Regions from separate parts of the Homo sapiens genome. Here region 2 is linked to region 1. The links are chromatin loops, found by intact Hi-C in ENCODE. Cell type or tissue: MCF 10A. All regions are shown on one strand. Links, peaks and the distances in the headings refer to the core of each region. The heading gives the core; the rest is flanking DNA.

Evidence for each region. Peaks named below come from ENCODE experiments on the same cell type or tissue, not always from the same donor. Only the 100,000 strongest peaks of a DNase experiment are listed, where the experiment ranks them.
Region 2: it touches region 1 in a loop (8-fold over the local background); 2 of 110 quality-filtered maps call a loop at or near these places.

Annotation. Positions count from the first base shown.
Region 1 is chr3:71,857,755-71,860,679 of GRCh38, forward strand. No RefSeq gene overlaps it. Among named protein-coding and RNA genes, the nearest start is that of PROK2, 74 kb to the left of the region's middle. In MCF 10A, for the core only: a CTCF peak has its summit at 1,571; a DNase peak (open chromatin) is centred at 1,567.
Region 2 is chr3:70,529,720-70,532,644 of GRCh38, forward strand. No RefSeq gene overlaps it. Among named protein-coding and RNA genes, the nearest start is that of MDFIC2, 220 kb to the left of the region's middle. RefSeq lists an enhancer at 2,906-2,925. In MCF 10A, for the core only: a CTCF peak has its summit at 1,535 (motif pointing right); no DNase peak of the experiment used is centred there.

The DNA of each region.
Region 1 (2,925 bases), core at 99-2,598:
AGCTTACTTCTTAACCAGGAGGCTTGATTGCCTCTAGGAAAAGGAGGGGTCAGCTAAAGTCTGCAAAGATCCACTTTCCACAACATTATTTGGATAAAGGTGGAAATTCCTCTGTGCAGAAGTGACAGGCACACCCCACCCAAAACAGCCAATCTCCACCACAGGTGCCCACCACCTGGAGGGCCCAGAGGAGGCAGAGATGCCCTGCAATTTTGTTTTGGGTTTTCCTCTTGGCAGCACTTGCCAACTATGGAGCATAGCCTGATGATCCCTAATAAACTCTGAGTTATAAAAGGGGATTAAAGCTCTATCTGCAAAAATCATTTGTGGTTCAAAACAATCACCATGCTTGCAAGAAATGTGGTGGCGAATTATGTGAAAATTGCATGAAAACCTTGCCAAATCCTCGCTCAGCATTCCAGTTAGTAGAATCCAAATGAAATGAGGAAATAATCACGGGGCTAAGATGATGCCTAATTAAAGCTAAATTTAGCCAACTCTGGTTTTTCAGAGTTGTCATGAAATCCATTTCAACTCAGACAACAATAACAGCAAACCAAGATAATGAGGAAAGGGATTTAATTTGAAAGGTGGAATGCCATCAATATAATAATTAATATTAAAAACACACACACACACAAGGGCCAAATGACATGGGCAGTTTTTGGTTGACATTTTCAGTGATTTCACTGTGGCTTCACGGCTTTTTTACTTAAAAAAAAAAAAAAAGAAAAAAAAAGAGCAAGTGAGAAGAATATCAGGCAATATGGTGATTTTCTTGCCATTTTCAGTGGCTCTCAGTGACCTGGTGGGTGTCTCATTGCAACACAGCGCAGGAGACCAGACTCTAATTACAAGGCAGGGCAGATTCCGGCTCTGCCCTTCCTGACAACTCCATCGCAGGCCTGGGAGTGATACCACAGGTCTGGCTCTAAATTAGATTGGGAGGAAAGGAGAGACAGTCTGCTCAGGGCGCTGGCAGGCCACACCAAATGAGTGCTTTAGCCCTGGGCTGCCTTCCCCGTGAGGCTTTGCTTCCGCCTCACTTAATATACGACCCTGAGAAATAATCAGGAAACATCAGTGAAGTTTCCAGTCTCATGAAAGAGAAGCAGACAGGAGAGTGAGATGAGAGGTGAGGAAGTGGTTGATCTAGGAAGTATCCTTCACAGCTGGGATTCGGACACCCGCTGCCACACACGAGTATAACAAGAAGGCCTTCGGCTTCAGCTGATTTTCTGCCTTTCCTCAGCCCTTGGAGGCAGGGAAGGGACATAAAAATCTGAACAGTGTTTATGTGGATACTGACCTGCCCTCCATCTCCAGTGAGAACTGAGTGAGCCCAGACTTGAATTTCTCTTAGAATTCCCCAATATTCAGTTATCGTTTCTTAGCTGCCAACCACTTTTATCGTCTTATTTAGGGTGTAGTGCAATACTAAAAAGTAAGTATCATTACCCCCATTTTACAGATTAAGAAACCAGGACTGCAGGAAGTTGAATAACTTCCCCACAACCCACAGAACAGTAAGTGGCACATTTGGGATTCAAGCCAAAAACTGCCAGACTATAGTACAATACTGCCTCCTAGCTACTTCATTCAGCCAGGTGTCAGAATGTCACCATGTGTGTATACCCTGATTATGAGATGTCAGTTTTGAAGATGTTTTTAATATGGTTTTTAAAATGCAAACTATAAACTTTCCGCTTAAAAAAATCCAAGTAATGAACAAAGGAGACATTCCCAAACAGCCCTGAGCCTCATCACAATTACTCAAAAGGGAGAATAAATTAGAATGTTCAAAAGAATAATGCCACACATGAAATGAATCTAAGGTTTTTCAATACTCCCAAGAATAAGATCCAATGAGAAAAGAAAGAAACTTAGCATGTATACGCATATGTGCATTTAAAATCAACTTTACTATTAAGGTAAGAATATTCATAGCCAGGTATGGTGGCATATGTCTGTGGTCCCAGCTACTCAGGAGTGTGAGGTGGGAGGATGGTTTGAACCTGGGAAGTGGAGCTTGCAGTGAGTCAAGATCATGCCACTGCACTCCCGCCTGGGTGACAGAGTGAGACCCTGTCCCTGCCCCACCAAAAAAAAAAAAAAAAAAAAAAAAGATAAGAATATTCACAGTCTTTGCCCTTCCCTGACCTCTAAAGAGAATCCACTGTGCTAATCTGACACCTGCCTCTCCCACTCTGCCAAGCCCTATGGCATCGGTTCTAAAAGGGTGTTCCAGGGAGAAAGGCTGTGTGGGCAGAGCGGGAGTGCAAACAAATCAACTAATAAATCCCTCTCTTCATCTTTTTATGAGAGGGGGTAGTTTAAGTAATTTAAAATAGTATCTATCAAAAATAAAGTGACCCAGGAAAAATATTATTAGATACCAGATGCTCATCACAATTTGATCACTTCAATATTAAAGATGGTATTTTCCAAAACTGGTTGCAATAATATCTCCCTTCCTATATCCCCTTCTTGTAGCATAACTTTGATACTCCTCTCATTGACAGGTGGGTCTCAGTTCTCTTCTTCTGAGTTTTGGCAGGCTTGTGATCATGGTGGAGGTCACACTGTGTGACTTCCAAGACTTGTCCATAAAAAGCAACACAGCTTCTATCAAGTTGTCTTTGGACACAAGCTCTTGGAATTGGCCACCATGTTGAGAGGAAGTCCAAGCAGCTTCATGGAGAGGCCAAGTGTAGATGTTTCAGTCGGCAACCCCAGCTGGGTTCCTCACAAGCATCAGCATCAGCTGCCAGACAAGCGAGTAAGGGAGCCTTCCTATGATTCCACACACAAGCCCCTGAGTCAACTCCTAGCCTTCATAGTGAGGTTCTGGACATTATGGTTGAGACAAACTGAGTCCTCTGGACCACCTTTCATGACCCACAGAATCATGAGCATAATAAAACG
Region 2 (2,925 bases), core at 170-2,669, 1.3 Mb before region 1:
TATTTATTGGTTGTGATGAGGCTATTATGAGAATGCAAGTGAAGTGCATAGCATATAATTAACACTCAATAATGCGAAAAATAAAAGATCACTATCTTACTGATGATGGCATGAATAACATCTTTGTGAAATAACTTAGAACTGAATTTTTGTTGTAAAAATAGGGGACCAGTACATTTATCAGTGATCTTAAAACCTTCCCTACTACACCAAAAATGGAATAGGAATTTGGAAAATGACATTTACTTAAGGTTTGTCATGTTTCAGACCAAGAGAAAAATCAGGAAAATCACTAAACCCTGCTATGTAGCCTATGGAGAGTTGCTTAGTGTTTGGTAAGAATGTGGCATTATATTTATTTTATTTTTATTTTTCTGTATCCACTTCTCCTCCCTCAGATCAAAGTATTTTAATAATAAAAAATAAGTAATTTAAATTTTAGATTATTTAGCAAAATTTAGATTATGTATTGTTTGGTTTCAGATGGTTTCACTGAAGGTGCTTTCCCGCCAGTGAAAAAAATATGATGATTCAATAGTGGCTATAAAATTATTGAAAATGGTATTCTAAGTCTTAGAGCCATTTATCTTATTACTTGATATGCTTTAAAATGTTTTTAATTACAAATCTAAATTTGCTTTTTCGATTTTAAATTAAAATCACCACCCAAAATTCTTAAGCCATCTTTCTCTTAATGGATTGGTCAGACGTTTCTATTATTTATCCAACAGAAGAACAATGGGAAATTAGAAATTACAATACATTTGTTAGTGCTTTGTCAACAAGAATTTATGTGGTGTGTTGGAATGCTGAAACATTCTATTATGCTATTTCTGTGATATTGGTAGCTAGGTTTAAATTAAGCACCTACCTGAACGTTTGTTTGTGATTAGAAATGTGTCCAATGAAAATATATTTTTCATGCCAAAATTCAAGAAGAAGGTGGTTTACACAAGCACGTTCTTAGCAGGAAGTCAAGCTGGACTTTTTCAATCCAGCCAAAATCAGAAAGCACTATAAATCTCCCTAGAAAACAAGTTTATAAACTCAAGTTATGTTTAAATAAACATTCTAAGTTAAAATGCTGGACTGAACCCCAGAATATGTCCAGTTTTTCTTATCACTGCTTCTCCGGTGCTGCATTTAATTCTATGATAATTAACTGAGATTTTTAAAATTTTCTTGGAATATCGTGGCAAAATTATGTAGTGCCCATGGAACCCCTTGGATTTAAAAAAAAGTTAGAACATGATTCTGGTTAAACTCTATTACCGAATATTCAATTTCATTGCATTTCCTCCCATCTCCTGTTTGAGTATGTCAAGAATTTCTTGAACTATAGGGCATAATCACTTGAAGACTTTATGGATCTCCTTGGGTTAAAAAAATACTTTTTCTGACTAAATTTAAATAATTAATATTTGATTATATCCCACCTCTATCCTGTACCCATTTTTGTCTGATTCTATTATTGGCCAAGATTCACATATTCACCACCAGCATAAATAAAAACTCAGTTCTTTTAAATTGTCCACAAGGCGGCAGTAAAACATCTTGCTTCCCCCCAATATCTTGAATTTCCAAGTATTCATTTTCCAAACATTTAGTATTATGTTTCCCTGAATAAAATTAAAAACTATTCTGCCTTTAAATTTCTACTTTGCCATTCCAATAGAATGTATTAGTAAATATGAGTTAGTCATGATGAGATACTTAATTTTCTCCTACAATAGATGAGTAGAAATCCTTCAAGTTTTGCTAACATAGATTGGTTATTTATATTGACAAGCAATACTCCTTTCCTGTTTTTCCGGGTTACAGCGGGCCTCTGTAAATTTTCTGATAAGAGAATTTGTTTCTGACCAATGCCAATATTAAGCTTGACATCTTGGTTTGTTTTTTTCTCACTAATTGTATTATGGAAAGGCAGCTTCACGGGTGATTTTTCTACTCAGAGTTTTCAAATGAAATGTAAAATCGGATGTTCCCATTTGTTTAGCAGACACCCTGACAAACCACTGCAGTACAGAAAAATACACTTTTAATAGGTTTTCTTCACAAGTGAGAAAACATCTAAAGATAGTCAAAATTGAAGGCTCAGTAGCAGTGCAGTACTCTAGTAGGAATCTCACCCGCAAATGGGTAGCTCCAATTGCTTTGGTGCTTTCGCTTACATGGTGTGGACCCAAATTGGAGACTACCTTCCATGACCTCATGTGTCAAACCATTGAAGTGTACCTTGGAACACATGCCCCACACAGGAGAAGGGGCGGGGGACCTGGGGGATGGATGACCTTGTACTATTCACTGACTTACTGCTGCCAGAGCAATGGTTGCCCTGAGGGCGAGAAGCTGCCAAAGGCACCTCTGGCATAATCTGTCATCCCAGTAAATGCCTGCCATTCCTGAGAAAAACATGCAGGTGTGCATGCATTAGAGAAAGAGATAGACAGAGAAAGAAGGGATGCTTTGGCAAAACAAATTTGAAACACAGGAGATCTAAGCTGCAGTCTTCATGCTGTCTGCATTCCTGTGAAAACTGCACGGAACTTGGCCCGAGCAAGATTGTGAGATTGAGTCCAGCATTTTGCCAATGCAGGCGTGGCGTGCTAGTGTGTGTGCATGTGCCTGTGTGTGTGTGTTTGTGATATCAAAGCAAATCATTTATGAAGTGTATTCATATGGCAAAATGCAAGACAGTCAGTAATAGTTTCAGTTCTGTCCATTGGTTCGTTTAAGATGCGTACTGCCTAATGCCATTAGAATTGAACATTGTTTTCCTAGTAATAAAAGACATGAAGTTCTTAGCAATTTGTGCCTTCAGAAGGATGATTTCCTATTTAAAATGCTCTAAAGTAAAACATACATCACCCACATAGCACTTAATTTTTGAAAATGCATATACTTTTCTAACTAGCTACTCTA